Linked DNA regions of Mus musculus: region 2 is linked to region 1. Evidence: chromatin loops called from intact Hi-C (ENCODE). Cell type or tissue: gastrocnemius. All regions are shown on one strand.

What was found. A loop is a pair of places that touch in the nucleus more often than their neighbours do. Peaks named below come from ENCODE experiments on the same cell type or tissue, not always from the same donor. Only the 100,000 strongest peaks of a DNase experiment are listed, where the experiment ranks them.
Region 2: it touches region 1 in a loop (2.2-fold over the local background); 15 of 42 quality-filtered maps call a loop at or near these places.

The regions. Positions count from the first base shown.
Region 1 is chr10:80,506,217-80,514,216 of GRCm38, forward strand. It overlaps Onecut3 (one cut domain, family member 3), which reads left to right. Exons shown (of 2, transcript NM_139226.3): 2 at 7,641-8,000. The coding sequence ends at 7,930. Among named protein-coding and RNA genes, the nearest start is that of Onecut3, 15 kb to the left of the region's middle. In gastrocnemius, CTCF peaks have their summits at 182 (motif pointing left) and 3,348 (motif pointing left); DNase peaks (open chromatin) are centred at 189 and 3,334; H3K4me3 peaks cover 691 bases; H3K27ac peaks cover 321 bases.
Region 2 is chr10:80,371,698-80,379,697 of GRCm38, forward strand. No RefSeq gene overlaps it. Among named protein-coding and RNA genes, the nearest start is that of Mex3d, 12 kb to the right of the region's middle. In gastrocnemius, CTCF peaks have their summits at 2,616 (motif pointing left), 4,662 (motif pointing right), 5,292 (motif pointing right) and 6,226 (motif pointing left); DNase peaks (open chromatin) are centred at 118, 2,597, 4,679 and 6,197; H3K4me3 peaks cover 257 bases.

The DNA of each region.
Region 1 (8,000 bases):
CAGTTGCACATAAGGCCTTGGCCTGGGGTGGTCTGTAGACTCTAGTAACTCTAGAGAACCAAGAAACGGGCAACGCAGGTTCCCCGCGTGCAAAACCCGGAGTCTAAACAGATTACACCCTAAACTCAGGGTTTTCGCCTCCAGCTGCCATGCCTTTGCGGGATATAACCCAATAGACCGGGAGCGCCTGCCCTCTTCTGGACACAATGTGAACTTCAAGACGATGGGGCAAAGCTGGTGGGTGGCAGGAACACGGGCTCTCTCTCTCTCTCTCTCTCTCTCTCTCTCTCTCTCTCTCTCTCTCTCTCTCTCTCTCTCTCTCTCACAGACACACACACACACACACACACACACACACACACACACCCCAGGGTATGGTGACACCTACTTGTAGTCTCAGCCCTGGGAAGACAGGAACAGGAGATCCTGGGGGTTTGCCCTCGGCCAGTCTAGCCAAACCTACAAGCTCCAAGGCGAGGGGCAGGAGAGAAGGTTCTGTGGCTAAGGGTGGCTGCTGTTTTAAAGGGCCTGAATTCAATTCCCTGCCACATGGAATACAACCCTGTGACTCCAGCTCCAGACCCAACAACATGGGGCAACTCATTGCACATGCCCCAGTGTAGACACAGCTACACACAAATTTTTAAATAAGAAAAATTAATCTTTTTTTTGTTTGTTTTGGTTTTGTTTTTTTGAGACAAAGTTTCTCTGTGTAGCCCTGGCTGTCCTGGAACTCACTCTGTAGACCAGGTTGGCCTCGAACTCAGAAATCCGCCTGTCTCTGCCTCCGGAGTGCTGGGATTAAAGGCGTGCGCCACAATGCCCAACTCTTTTTTTTTTTTTTTTTAATCTTTTTTTTTAAAAAGTTGTCAAGCCATGTTGGTGCGCACCATTAATTCTAATACATGGGAGCAGCAGCCAGCCTGGTCTACAAGGTGAGTTCCAGGGCAGCCAGGGCCACACAATGAGACCCTGGTTTCCAAAAAAGGCGGGGTAGCCACAGATCAGGACAGAGGGGTGGTGGAGGAGGCTTGTATGGGACTGGTGTGCACTGAACACTGTGTGTCTTGGTTTTACTGGTGATAGGAGAGGCCTGTAGACTCACCCCAATCCCTAGAACTAGATGACTATGACCCCAGCCCTGCAGCTGTCAAGGCACCTGTGTGAGGCAGCTCCGATGGCACAGAGAAGGCTGATGGGGCCCTGGAGGTGGCCCTGGGAGCCCAGGCTAGAGGAGGTAGACTCCAGGGTGGGGATCGTGCTATGTTTAATAGTGATTTGAGGACACCACGGTTAACAGTGCGGATGGGAGAGAAGAAAGCAAGAGAGCAAGCCAAAATGCAGCAGAAGTGAGGGCGGGGATGGGGTGGGGAGGATGGGTGTGGCGGGCGTTGGGCAGTTGGCTGTCTAGGTGGCAATGGGGGAAGGGAGGGTGGGATTGAGAGAGGACAGTGGAAGGTGAAGGAGGAGACAGGAGGAAGACATGAAGGAGGAGATGGAGGGGAATGAAGGCGCTGGAGGAGGAGGGAGATGGGAGAGGAGATGGAGGAAGAGAAAGAGGAGATGGAAGAGGAGATGGAGGTGAAGACAATAGGGCAGATGTACGGTGCATGGCAGTGCTTGGAAGGAAGGGAGTCTGAAAGAGACAGTGGAGATGATCACTGGAGGTGAGAGAGAAGAACTCAGCCTAGGATGAGGCTATCTCTTAAATGGAGATGGACCCACACCATAGGTCAGCCTGGGCCCTGAAGAAGAGTCTGTGACTGGCCTGGTGCTCCCAGGCTCAGTTTCCTCTGCACTGAAATGGAGAGAGCTTGGCTTGAGTTGACTTAGAGGCTGACAGCTGCTATAAGGGTCCCTGTAGCCTCATCTTCCAGAATCCTTCTCTTGGGCAGCGGGAAATGGGGAGTGGGGGGACCATGGGTTCAGACAGCAGTTCAGCCTGGAGCCAGGGCTGTGTCACTAGACGGAAGACAGGGAGCAGGCAGTGGTTTCATGAACCATCCACCCAAAAGGGACTTTTTGTTTCTTTCCAGACTTATTCTGTGGCTGGCCTCTCCCCTACCCTGGGTTTGGGGTTCCCCTTTAGAGACTCCAAGAAGATCCACCCAGGTCTGGCCTGTCAATGGTTTGTCTCTGGCTGGCCCTCTCTAGACAAATGATTTACTGTCTCTGTGTGAATAAAAGGAATATTTTATCATAAGGACAGAATAACAAATCCATAGAAAGCTCTTGACAAGAAAATCTTGTGTGTTCTGAGAATCTGTATTTCTGTCCCCTTCTAACAGTCTAGTAGTAGACTGCTAGGTGGTACCATAGGTAGATGGGTGGATGGGATGTGTGGATGGATGGGTGGGTGGGTGGATGGATGGGTGGATGGATAGATGAGTGGATGGGTGGGTGGGTGGGTGGGTAGATGGATAGATGAGTGGATGGGTGGGTGGGTGGATGGGTGGGTGGGTGGGTGGGTAGATGGATAGATGAGTGGATGGGTGGGTGGGTGGGTAGATGGATAGATGAGTGGATGGGTGGGTGGATGGATGGGTGGATGGATAGATGAGTGGATGGGTGGGTAGGTAGGTAGGTAGATGGATGGGTGGGTGGATTGTGGGTGGTGGGTGAATGGGTGGATGGGTAGATGGGTGGATAGATAGATAGATGGGTGATTTCTTCTTCTAGTTGGATCCTCATCCCAGGATGAGTATCTGCCACCACACTCCTAAGAACCTCAGGGAAGACCATCTCCCTTTGTTTCTGTTAGTGTCCATCCGCCAGCATGGAGCACCATCTACCTGCCAGCCTTTGCCAAATATAGGTGCATATTTGTAGGGTTTAGGATGGAAGCCAGGGTCTTACCATGCAGGTTGGCTGGGCAACAGTCAATTTTCATTGTCCACTTGAGGCAACCAAGGACTACCAGGGAATGGCGTCTCAGTGAGGGACTGTAGCGTAGGTGGATGTGGGCCTGTCTGTGTGGGATCACCTTTGTGCTCTGTTATTGTTTGAGTCGGGGTCTCTCTATTATGCGGCCCTAGCTATCCTAGAACTCGATCTGTAGACTGGGTTGGTCAACTTAAAGAGATCCACCTGCTTTTGCCTCCCGAATGCTGGGATTAAAGTCATGCACTATCATAACTGGCCAAGGGGTTCTCTGTTGTGTTACCTTGGGTGGGAAGAAGACTGGTACATTGTCCCTGGATTTGGGTCCTGAACTGTGTGAATAGAGAAGGCATGGGAGGGGGCTGTGTAGACAGCTCAGTAGTTAAGGGCAGCCACAGCTCCCAGCAACTGCAGCTCACAGCCACCTGTGACTCCAGCTCCTGTGATCTGCCTCCCCCTTCTGGCCTGAGAAAGTACTGCACGTACACACGCAAGACACTGCCCCACTCTCAACTAAAAACAAAACTAAAATGTAAAAAGAAAGAGTGGGGAAAAGTCAGCTGAGTTCAAGCAAGAGTGCAAGCTGGGTAGTCACAAGCAAGCTTGCGAGCCGAGTTGTCATGAACCCTTTCCCCCTAGCTCTCTTCACCTCGGTATTTTATTCCAGCAACCAAAACGGGTCCCGCTGCCGCCCGTGCCTCAGATCCCAGTCTGTGTGTTCACACGTGCACGGGTGACGTCAGAGGTTCTCAATTCCTCTCACACTATTTGTTTGGAAATTTGTTTAGTTTTACTTTATGCATTTGAATGTTGTGGCTGCATGTCTGTCTGTGCACCACGTGGCAACCTCAGAGGTCAGAGAGGACGTGGGATCCCCTTGAAGCTCGACTTACAGATGACTGTGAGGCCCCTGGTGGGTGCTGGGAACAAACCTGGATCCTCTGTGCTCACAGACAGTGCTGTAACCGCTGAGCTGAGTGTCCCTCTTGCCCTGATCCACCTTTTTCTTTTTTTTCTTTTTTTTTTTCCTTTGAGTAGAGTCTCTCAGGAGACCTGCGTCTCACCGATTAGGGCCAGGCAGGGTTGTCTTGGGATCTGCCTGTCTCCCAGTCCTCAGCGCTAGGATTTCAGAAGCTCACCTCAACAGCAGACTCTCGTGGGTTTGGAGGATTCAAACTCGGGCCCTCCTGCTTATCTGAGGTCTTTACTGACAGCTTTCTCCCAGCCTTTGTGACATCCTTCATCTCTAAACCCCACCCGCCCCCAACCAGCTTGCCCATCTGCTGAGAGATCCACCTTTTGCCATGGGATGCTCGTGGTTTGGCCATGCGTGTCGAATCCATGACGCAGCCACAGAGACTGTAAGGATTCCATTTCCTCTTTTGTGCAACTCTGCAGATCCTTAAGCCACTCGAGCAATTTCACTGCCCAAGCGGGAGGCAAAACCAACTCATTGAGGCTTGTGTAAGGGAGGCATTCATGAGGCAGTGAGCTCTCAGGACTTACCCTGGAGCTTTCCGTTCCAGGCTGGTACCGCAGCAGTTCCAGAGGGAACCCTCTCCTACAGAGCAACTCCCAGGTTCTCTTCTGTTCTGGCATTTTTCACTTATCCTACACTTAATGTAAGCCCTGAAGGGGGATGGGGGAAAGAGAGAGACAGAAAGAGAGACAGAGACAGACAGAGACCGAGAGAGAGATACAGAGAGACAGTGACAGAGAGACAGAAACAGAGAGACTGAGACAGAGAGACAGAGACCAAGAGAGAGAGAGAGACAGAGACACAGAGAGAGACTAAGAGAGAGAGAGACAGAGAGAGAAAGAGAGAGAGAGAGAGGAAGGAAGGAAGGAAGGAAGGAAGGAAGGAAGGAAGGAAGGAAGGAAGAGAGATCTGTGAAATATCATCCACTCTTGCAGTCCTTGGCTCTCTGTGTTTGTTTGTTTGTTTGTTTTCTTTTTCTTTTTTTTTTTTTTTTTTTGGTTTTTCGAGACAGGGTTTCTCTGTATAGCCAACTCTGCCTCCCTAGTGCTGGGATTAAAGGCGTGCGCCACCAGGCCCGGCTGTGTTTGTTTGTTTAAACAGGCTCTCTATGCAGCCCTGGCTGGCCTGAAACTTGCTATGTATACCAGGCTGGGATTGAACTCACAGAGATCCCCTGTCTCTGTGCTAGAATGAAAGGTGTGACCACTACACATCACTCCCACTGTACCTTCATCCCAGTTTTGTGCTTAATATCAAGATAGTTGGCGAAATATTCTGGTGGAATATACATTTTCCTTGTTTCTTCCTTCCTTTCTTTCTTCCTTCCTTTCTTTCTTTCTTTCTTTCTTTCTTTCTTTCTTTCTTTCTTTCTTTTATTTTATTTGTTTGTTTAATGTATGTGAGTACACTGTCATTCTCTTCAGACACACCAGAAGAGGGCATCAGACCCCATTACAGATGGTTGTGAGCCACCATGAGGTTGCTGGGAATTGAACTCAGGACCTTCGGAAGAGCAGTCAGTGCTCTTACCCGCTGAGCCATCTCTCTAGGCCCCTGTTTCTTTTTTAATTAATTAATTTATTTGGTTTTGTTTGTTTGCTTGAGCAGCAGCCCTGGCTGTCCTGGAACTCACACTATAGACCAGGAACTCAGATCCCTCTGCCTCTGCCTCCCAAGGGCTGGGACTAGAGACATGCACCACTCCCACCCGGCTATTTTACTTTTGATTACGTATATGAGTGTGTCTCTGTACATACCAGTTCCCACAAAGGCTAGAAGAGAGCATAGAGTCCTGTGAGCTGCAGTTACAGGTTAGCTGCCCAGTCTTCTGGGACCTAGACGTTGGTTCCTTGCACCGGCAGCAAATGTTCCTAAGTACGGAGCCGCCTCCAGCCCCATCTGCCCTTGGAGTTTTTGTTTTCTGGTTTCTGACCCCCTGAAAGCTTCTCTGGATCTTTCCCATGGCATCTGCCTTTCCTTTTTGGAAGCTTTAGGAAATTTTTATTTATTCTCAGGGTTCTGAAACGTCACAAAGACGTGTCTGCCCATTTCCATTCATCCACATGAAACCCATGTGCTTCAGTCCTGATTCTTCCTTCCTTCCCTATCACTGTGATAAAATACTTCAAGAAAAGCCAACTCAAGGGAACAAGGGTTTGCTTGGCTAATAGTTCCAGGTTCATTGCTTTGGGGAAGAGGAGGTTTTAGCAGCTGGGGAAGATGCTCACACTCTGTCTAAAGTTAGAAGAGACAGTGAAAACATGCATGCTAGGGCACTCACTCCAGGGATACCAGCCTAGAAAACAGTGCCACCCACAGTAGGCAGGATGCCAGCCTAGGGAATGCTGCCACGCACAGTGGGCATGTTTTCCCACTTCAATGAAAATAATCAAGTAATTCCCCGGCAGACAAACACAGACCCTGGTCTCCTGGGTGATTCTACACTTTGTCAGGCTGACAATTATCTTTAACCATCATATCTATGTACTTACATTTTTTATTTGTTGTTGTTGCTGTGTGTATGTATGATGCATGTGTGTGTGTGTGTGTGTGTGTGTGTGTGTGCGCACATGCCATGGTGCACCTATGGAGGTCAAAGGTCAATGCTGTTTTGTTTTGTTTTGTTTTGAGACAGGGTTTTCCTGGCTCAAAACTCTGGCTGTCCTGGAACTCACTCTGTTAGACCAGGCTAACCTTGAACTCAGAGATCCTCCTGCCTCTGCCTCCTGAGTGCTGAGATCAAAGACATGCTGTGCGCCACAGGACAATGTTTTAGAGTTGATTCTCTCTTTCTACCTTCATGCAGGTTCCAGGGATTGAACTCAGGTCACTGAGTGAGGGTGGCAAGCTTTTACCCTCTGAATTATGTTACAAACTGTCGCTCTCTCTCCTTTATCTGGTCATCTTTGTATCTGTTTTGAGTTGCATCTAGACCAGATGACAAACATTCTAACTCCAATTTGTAGACCCTCTACCCCCTAGCCACGCCCCCAACCTCTCCCTGGGAGATTTTAGGCAGGGGGATGGGCTCACAACAGACAAAGGCTGTGAACTGAGGTGGACAGGTCCTGAGGGAGTTCCAGAACTGGGCCAACAGGCGGTCAGGACTCTTTACTGCTTGAGATATAACCCAGGGCCTACAGTCAGCCACGTCTTCATCAGACCAGTCACACATGAGTCCCATTTTGTCCTCAACAGATGGGACTGCAGCATGTCAGGTATGATACACAACACCTACACCTATAGTTCTGGGGAAGGGGCCCATTTTGGGGTTGGAGTCAGGAGCCCTTGCTGAAGCGGCTGGCTGGCCGGGGAGGAGGGGAGGATTAGCGTTAGGAAGCTGAGGACCGCTCCCCTCTGGAGGCTCTGCTGCAGCCAGTGATGGCTCTGACTTGTGTTATCCAGCTGCCCCTTGCTTCATCTGTCCCCACACTGTGTGACTCCATGTCTTCCCCATACCTCTCTAGCTTGTCCTGTCCTCCATTTTTGGCTGTCTCTGCCTGCCTCTCTCCTAGTGGTCCAGTTTACACTGATTCCCAGACTTCTGCTCCCTGTCCCCTGACTCTGCCTGGCCTCCTCCCCTCCCCTTCCTTCCCCTGGCTTGTCCCATCTCTTCATCCTTGTGTCTCCCGTCCTCTTCCTCCCTCACATCCCTTTGTCCCTGCTGTGTCCCCTTGACCACGTTTCCTCACTCCTGGTCAGTGTTCTGCCCCTCCTCACGTGTCTGTGTCCCCTCACCCCCCCCCCATGATGTCCTCTCTCCCCTCTGTCCCCTTTCCAGCCTGCAAGCGTAAAGAGCAGGATCAGCAGAAGGAGAGGGCTCTGCAGCCGAAGAAGCAACGCCTCGTGTTCACAGACCTGCAGCGCCGCACGCTGATTGCCATCTTCAAGGAGAACAAGCGGCCGTCCAAGGAGATGCAAGCCACCATCTCGCAGCAGCTGGGCCTGGAGCTCAACACTGTCAGCAACTTCTTCATGAACGCCCGTCGCCGCTGCATGAACCGCTGGGCTGAGGAGCCGGGTGCCACCCCTGGCACCGGGACAGCTACTGCCACCTTCTCCAAGGCCTGAGCCTTTCCGCAGCACACACGCTAGCCCCAGGGAGCGAGGGGCCGTCCCTGAACCAGCCAAAGCAAGCCCT
Region 2 (8,000 bases), 130 kb before region 1:
TGAGACAGGAGACTGGCGGGGATCACAGAGACACCCTCTCACAAAGCAAAAGGAACTTAGGGGAAGGGGTGGAGCCCCACCTAGAATCCTCCAATGAGGGGGCTGGGGCGTGGTCATGGATGGAACTCCCCCTCCACCCCCAGTCTAGAATCCCCCAGTGAGGGGCCAGGGTGGGGCTTCTGCTGTGCTTTTGTGGCATCAGAGGAGGGCAGACTGCTGAGCCGCGTCCTTCTGTAGCTGATTTCTGAGTTGAGTCTGTCGAGTCTGTCTTTTGACTTTGCATCACAGGAAGTCTCAGTGGGACATAACTGTATCTTGGATTTCTTGGAATAGACCAGAACTGAAATTTCTATTTAGCAGTGGGGAACCTGGCGGGGATGTGGAGAAACACAGGGGAAGTAAGGGACATTTTGACTCAAACTGGTTTGACCTGGTGTTGTTTAGCTGTTCCAACCAAGCAATAAACATCCGTGACCCAGGCCTGGTCGCACGTGCCTGCAAGCTGGATGCACAATAATTGCCACAAGTTCAAGATCAGCCGAGGACTCAGGCCAAGCAGGTCTATACATCGAGACCCCGCTTCAGCGAGTCAAGAAAACCAAGCCAAAAGTGTGGCAGTACACACCTCCCAATGCTCACTCCCGCAGCTGAGGCAGGAGGATCACATGCTCCAGGCTTGAACTACAGAGCAAAACCCTGTCTCAGACATTAAAAAGGAAAACGGAAGTGAGGCTGTAGCTGAGGTCTCAGGTTCATCCCTGGCCTGGAGAAATGACACAGACCTGTCACCCTGACACTCGGGAAGTGGACCCAAGCTCATCCTGGGCTAGGCTGCAAGTTCAAGGCCAGTTTGGGCTTCACAAGACGCCTCCTTTGCACAGAGACCAATTTATTCCTCCTTGTGGGTCCTGACAAAGAGCTAAGAGAGGGTATGCCTGCAGTGAGTTGTTGCCACCAGAGGGGCTGAGACAAGCTGGGTGAGTGAGCCTGGGCACCTGGGTGAAGGGCAGAGAACCTAGCTCCTGTTCTGTGAAAGCAAAGACTGGAGCTGTGGAGGCGGCTAACGGAGAGAGCACTTCCGGGACTAGGATGAGGAGATAGATGCCTTTGCATCTCCAACACCCACATAACCAGCCTGGATCTCCATCCCAGTGTGGGGAGGAGACAGGGAGCTCTGGGATTTGCTGCCTCCAGCCCAGCTGTAGATTCAGGGAGAGGCCCCGACACAGGCAGGGATGTGCAGAGTGGTGGGTAGTGCCTGATCTCCTCTCCTGGCTCCTCTTCAGGCCTCGCAGATGGAGAAACCTCCAGGCAGTCTTGTGATCACTGGGGAAACATGAAGAGCACAGCTTCCAGATGGCTCAGCGGTTAAGAGCACTGACTGCTCTTCCTAGAGTTCCTGAGTTCAATTCCCAGCAACCACATGGTGGCTCACATTGGAATCTGATGCCCTGTTCTGGTGTGTCCGAAGACACAGACCGACAGTGTATTCATATAAAAGAAATAAATATCTTGCCAGGCAGTGGTGGCACATGCCTTTAACCCCAGCACTTGGGAGGCAGAGGCAGGAGGATTTCTGAGTTTGAGGCCAGCCTGGTCTACAGAGTGAGTTCCAGGACAGCCTGGGCTACACAGAGAAACCCTGTCTTGAAACAAAACAAATAAACAAACAAACAAGAAAGAAATGTCTTTTTAAAAGAGCATGCCATCCTTTCTAGAAGACCCAGGTTCAGTTCCTAGCACGTGGAGGCTCACAACCATCTGTGACTCCAAGGGATTCACCACCCCCTTCTGGACATCATGGCCCAGAGCATACAGGAAAACACTCATACAAATCTTTAAAACCAGGACCTAGACAGTGCTGGCGCATGCCTTTAATCCCAGAAGGCAGAGGCAACAAAGTTCCAGGACAGCCAGGGCTACACAGAAACCCTGTTTCAAAAACAAACAGGAACCGGGCATGGTGGTGCATGCCTTTAATTCCAGCACTTGGGAGGCAGAGGCAGGTGGATCTCTGAGTTCGAGGCCAGCCTGGTCTACAGAGTGAGTTCCAGGACAGCCAGGGCTACACAGAGAAACCCTGTCTCGAAAAAGAAAAAAAAGGAAAGAAAAAACAAAAAAAAAAAAAAGGAAGGAAGGAAAGAGGGAGGGAGGAAGGAAAGAAAAGGAAGTGACAAAAATCTTCTGTAAGTCCAGGGATCCAGCTGGGTGGTTCTGCCCTTCCAAGAACACTTTGGGGACATTTGGGCTGTCAGGACTCAGGGGGTTCCCACATGGAGTGAGTAGAGGCCAGGGTCAGCGCTTAGCACTCTGTAGGGCCCAGGATATCGAAGACAACAACCTGCAATAGTGTCCCCTAGCTCAGGAGGACAAAACTCTGCATTGAAAAAGAAGAAAGAAAGAAAGAAAGAAAGAAAGAAAGAAAGAAAGAAAGAAAGAAAGAAAGAAAGAAAGAAAGAAGGAAAGAAAGAAGGAAAGAAAGAAAAGCAAAGGCGCAGAGGGTGAAGAAGCGCCCTGCTAAGCCACCCCCACAACCTGCACGGACTAGGTAGCGGACTAGGGTAGCTCCCAACTGGCGGTCACTCTGGTTCCAGGGGCTCTGTCGCCATCTTCTGGCTTCTGTAGGAAGTGTATCACACAGATCATACACATACTGAAAAGCACTCAGGCATGTAAAAACTCAGAAATTTGCCTGCCTCTGCCTCCCAACTGCTGGGATTAAAGGTGACTTTGTGGCATGAGGGGAGATTTTTTTTCTTTTTTTTTTTTCTTTTTTTTTGATTTTTTGAGACAGGGTTTCTCTGTGTGGCCCTAGCTGTCCTGGAACTCACTCTATAGACCAGGCCGGCCTTCTTCTTTTTTTAAAAATTTTGTTTATTTTATGTATATAAATACACTGTAGCTTTCTTCAGACACACCAGAAGAGGGAATCAGATCTCATTACAGATGGTTGTGAGTCACCATTTGGTTGCTGGGAACTGAACTCAGGACCTCTGGAAGACCAGTGGGTGCTCTTAACCACTGAGCCATCTCTGCAGCTCTGAGATTTTTTTTTTTTTGAGACAGGGTTTCTCTGTGTAGCCCTGGCTGTCCTGGAACTCACTTTGTAGACCAGGTTGTCCTCAAACTCAGAGATCCACCTGCCTCTGCCTCCCAAGTGCTGGGATTAAAGATTTTTTTTTTAATGGCAGTTTTACAAATGTCTGGCGGTTGAGGGGGAGAGAGGGTGAATTAGAAGCCACAGTTTCCCCCTCTGTACAGTGAAGTCACTGATACCTCTAAGTAGTAGATGACCTTGAACCTCCAACCCTCTGACTTCCATCTCTCCAGTGCAGGGATCACAAGCGTGTGCCACCACACAGGGCTTCGGAGGTTCTGGGAATGGAACTCATGGTTTTGTGCTGGGTAAGCTCTGCAGTTGCTGCCCTGGCCCTGTTGGTGAGCATTGTCATTGATGTGGGCTAACATGCATGTCGGTCAGAGGGTAGGGAGCAGGACCCAGTTCTCTCCCATCACGTGGGTTCTGGGAACCTAACTCGGGTGCCCCTGAGCCATTGTGATGAATCAGTTTTCTTTGTTTGCTTTTTGAGACCAAGTTTTTCTCTATCCTGAATTCTCAGAAATCCCCCTGCCTCGGCTTCCCGAGTGCTAGGGTGGCAGCGGTGGATCATCATGAAGCTATGGCACTCCCAACCAGGAGTTCTGCACACAAAGCCACAGGCGTTTCTACTGAAAACTATGAAATGAGACTTAGTGGTAGACATTTTTATTCCCAGCACTCTGGAGGCAGGGGCAGGGGGATGTCTGTGACTAGCCAGTCTAGTCTACATTGAGAATTCCCGGACAGCCAGGGCTACATAATGAGATGCCATCTGAAGAAAAAATAATTAACTGAAATAATAATAATAATAATAATAAACCAAGTCCCGCAGGATCTGTCAATCAGTGCTCAGGGCGGCTTACAGACACTGAAGCTCTAAGCCTGCATGGGTCAGCACTTGGTCCTCTGCAAATGTGTGGTGATGCGGGAGTGGGGTTGTCACTGCTCATGGGAAGCTTTTCCTTGTAATGGGTCACCTCGCCTATTCTTGATATGAGATGTTTGTGCCCATCTTGTAACCTGCTATGTGGTGTTTGGTTGATATCCCTCGGAGGCTTGCTCTTTTCTGAAGGGAAGTGGAGCAACTGTGGATCTGGAGCGCCTGGGAGGAGCGGAGGTTGTAGGGGCTAGGAGGAAGGGAAGTTGCAGTCAGGTGTAGTAAATAAGTGAAGAATAAATTTATCTGTTAATTTAAAAAAATAACAAAAACAAAACAGCCAGACGTGGTGGCACATGCCTTTAACCCCAGCGGAGGCAGAGGCAGGTGGATTTCTGAGTTCGAGGCCAGCCTTGTCTACAGAGTGAGTTCCAGGACAGCCGGGACTACACAGAGAAACCCTGTCTTGAAAAACCAAAAAAAAAAAAAAAAAAAAAAAAAGAAAAAGAAAAAGAAAAAACCCACAAAAAACCACTTTCCAGTTACTACTGTCAGAGTCTGGGGAAAGAGACAAGGCCTGGGACACATCAGAGAGGGCCCTGTAGCAGGCAGAGGCTCAGCTCACTGTGGGCTGCTTGGTGAAACAGGGCCCAGCGTGGCGAGTTTTGGAAGTGCAAGCTGTGCTTGTGAACAAGGTGTTATGTGCCGCTTTGGCCACACGGGGGCGACAGAAGATAGGTCCAGGGCGCCTTTTTTTTTTTTTGATCCAGGGTCTCTGTATAATCTGGCTGTTCTGGAACTAGATCTGTAGACCAGGCTGGCCTTGAGGTGAGTGAACTTTTTAGCATAGAATTCTTAAGCAAATAAAATTTAAAACGTAAATCCATATTTGTTGTGTGTATGATCATGGGGAGGTCAGAGAACAAGTTTTGTTTGGTTTGGTTTGGTTTGGTTTGGTTTTTCAAGACAGGGTTTCTCTGTGCAGCCCTGGCTGTCCTGGAACTCACTCTGTAGACCAGGCTGGCCTCGAACTCAGAAATCTGCCTGCCTCTGCCTCCCAAGTGCTGGGATTAAAGGTGTGCGCCACCACTGCCCGGCATCAGAGAACAAGTTGGAGCCACTATCTCCTATCACCATGTGGGTCCTGAGGATTGAACTCACGTTGCTGGGCTTGGCAGCAAGCTCCTGCACCTGCTGAGCCATCTTCCAGGCCCTAGTAGAAATATTTATAGAATCCAACGCTTGATCTCTGCCTGTGTCATTTATCGTGAAATGATTATAGTTAGCAGGGGACTAAAGGCGTGTGCCACCACTGTTGCTGTCTTCAGACCCACCAGAAGAGGGCATCAGATCCCATTACAGATGGTTGTGAGCCACCATGTGGTTGCTGGGAATTGAACTCAGGACCTCTGGAAGAGCAGTCAGTGTTCTTAACCACTGAGCCATCTCTCCAGCCTCCTCAGAGGCTTTTTATTTATGTTTTAGATCTCTAGAAGAATCCCAGGATTCCCTCCCGTGTGTTCCTTTCTGTCTTGCTTCTTCACGGTCCATAATGCCAGCTGAGGGTGTCAGCACAGTGAATCCACACTGGGGTCTTCTGCCCTGTCTCAAGGTCTTTGAGCTGCACAGCAAATCTAGGGCTGACTGCTCCACACTTGTTCAACCTGCCTGGGAGGTTCACAATTTCCCCAGCTCCGTGCTCAGCAGTGATGGATGTCAAATCTACCACTGCAACCATGCTTTTGTTCACTCCCTATCACCGATAGGGAGTGAACAGAGACTCTGGAGGCGACTGATGAGGACCTGAGACCTGACTTTTGTCTGTTTCTCAGCGTTGACGCTCCTGAGAGCATCTGCCAGGACATTCCTGAGCACCAGAAAGATGGTGAGAAGGGGAGGGCCGATGCTACGTTTTTCGTGTGTGTGTGTGTGTGTGTGTGTGTGTGTGTGTGTGTGTGTGTGTGTGTGTGTGTGTGTTGTGCTCTGGGATCCCAGTGTTTTTATCAGTTTGTCCTTGTGTTGCCCTGATTCGCCTATGTCAACACCTGGATGTTAACCAGAAGTGGAGGAGAAGTGTCGGCCTGTGGTCCCAGGGCTCAGGGTCTGGGGACACCTCAGGGAGAACGGGAGGGATGGGCAAGCGGCTACAGCACCCAGCTGCTCCCGCAGAGGATCCATTCGGTTCCCAGCTCCCACATGGGGGTTCACAACCTTCTGTGACTCCAGCTCCAGGGGACCGACGCCCCCTTCTGGCTGCTGCCGGTACTGCACGTACATGCACAGAGAGATGCAGGCAAAATGCCATAGATATTAAATCAGATGATGGGGTTTTTTGTTGTTGGGTTTTTTTGTTTGTTTGTTTGTTTGTTTGTTTTTTGGTTTTGGGTTTTTCGAGACAGGGTTTCTCTGTATAGCCCTGGCTGTCCTGGAACTCACTTTGCAGACCAGGCTGGCCTTGAACTCAGATATCTGCTTGCCTCTGCCTCCTGAGTGCTGGGATTATAGGCGTGCGCCACCACGCCCGGTTTCCAGATGATGTTTTTAAAAGGCAAGTAAAGAAATATAACAGACTAAAGTGCTGGTGAGCTGTCTCAGCAGGGAAATGTGTTTGCCTCCAAACCTGAGGACCTAGTTTGCTGCCCAGACACAGGGTGGATGGGCAGAGCCAGGGCCTGCAGATTGACCTCTGAGCTCCCTGCGACTGCTGTGGCACCAGCCGCTCCCACATATGCCTGCAGCCACACACCATTTGGAACTCAGGTCCCCAGGTCCCACCTCCTTTTGAAGGCTCCCTCCACCAGCCAATTTGCTCTGCCTGTCCTCGACCCCCTGCGGGTCACTCTCTTCCTTTCCAAACTGTGGCAGCTTGCAGGTGCTGTCAGCTGTACAGTTTATCTTATCCAGCCGTTGCCCTGCGGCCACAGCCACCCTCTGCTGCTGACCACTCGCTGTTGTGCCTTCCAAATTTTAGTTTCTTTGGTCAGGGCTGCGGGGACAAAGAGTCTCAGTGGAGCCATTGAAACATCAGGGCACGACGGGCTGATTCCGTTATCTTGAAGGCTGAAGGCTGAGTGTCCTTGGGGTGCGTCCCTGTCACTTCAGGCTCACCCTGTGTCTATCTGACTGCTTCACTGTCTACTCCTAATCCTCCTGCCTCAGCGTCCTGCATGCAGGAATAAAAAGGCCTGCATCAGCTCGCCTGACTTATACAGTGCTGGCTCTGAAACCCAGGGTCCCATGCATGCTGGGTAAGCACTCTACCCAGCCACAGCCCACCCAAGCCTCCCTGCTTCCTTCGTTTCTTTCCTTAAGACAGGTTTTCATGTAGTCCAGGCTGGCCCTGAGCTGACCATCCTCCAGCCTCAGTCTACCAAGTGCTGAGATCCAGGTGAGTGGCCTCAAGGGTCTCTTCCCTCAGACCACCTGTCACACACACACGGGACCTGGTGCCCTAAGCCAGGGTGACCTCCACCCTGACCCCCTTTTATTTTTTGGTTTTCAAGACGAGATTTCTCTGTGTAGCTCTGGCTATCCTGGGAATCACTCTATAGATCAGGCTGGCCTCAAACTCAAGAGATCCTCTTGCCTCTGGCTCGGGAGTGCTGGGACTAAAGGCATGCGTGGGCTTCCACACCTCTCACCCTCCAGGACCTTCGTTGCTCCTAGAAAGACTGCCCCCCCCCCCCATGACAGTAAGGTCCCAAGAGAGGTTCTTGGGATTTTCTGTGTGTGGCGGTGAACATAACCTCAAACAGCCCAGCCCCTCAGGTCCCAGCGTAGGATGTAGGTCTTAGGAGTGACCCCTCTCCTATAGACGGGGCATACGACGACGTGTGATGTCCTGCCTCTTCCTTCTCTGGCTGAGCGCCATGTATCTGATAGCCTGTCACCTTTCATGCCTGGCTTTCCTATGGGCTCTGTAACCTGCCGCGTGTTCCTCCTTAGGAGTTGAACCATGGCCGAGGAGGAGGCAGAAGTTTCTGACCCTCTAGGGTCCTGTGTCCGGAAAGGCCGAAGCAGACT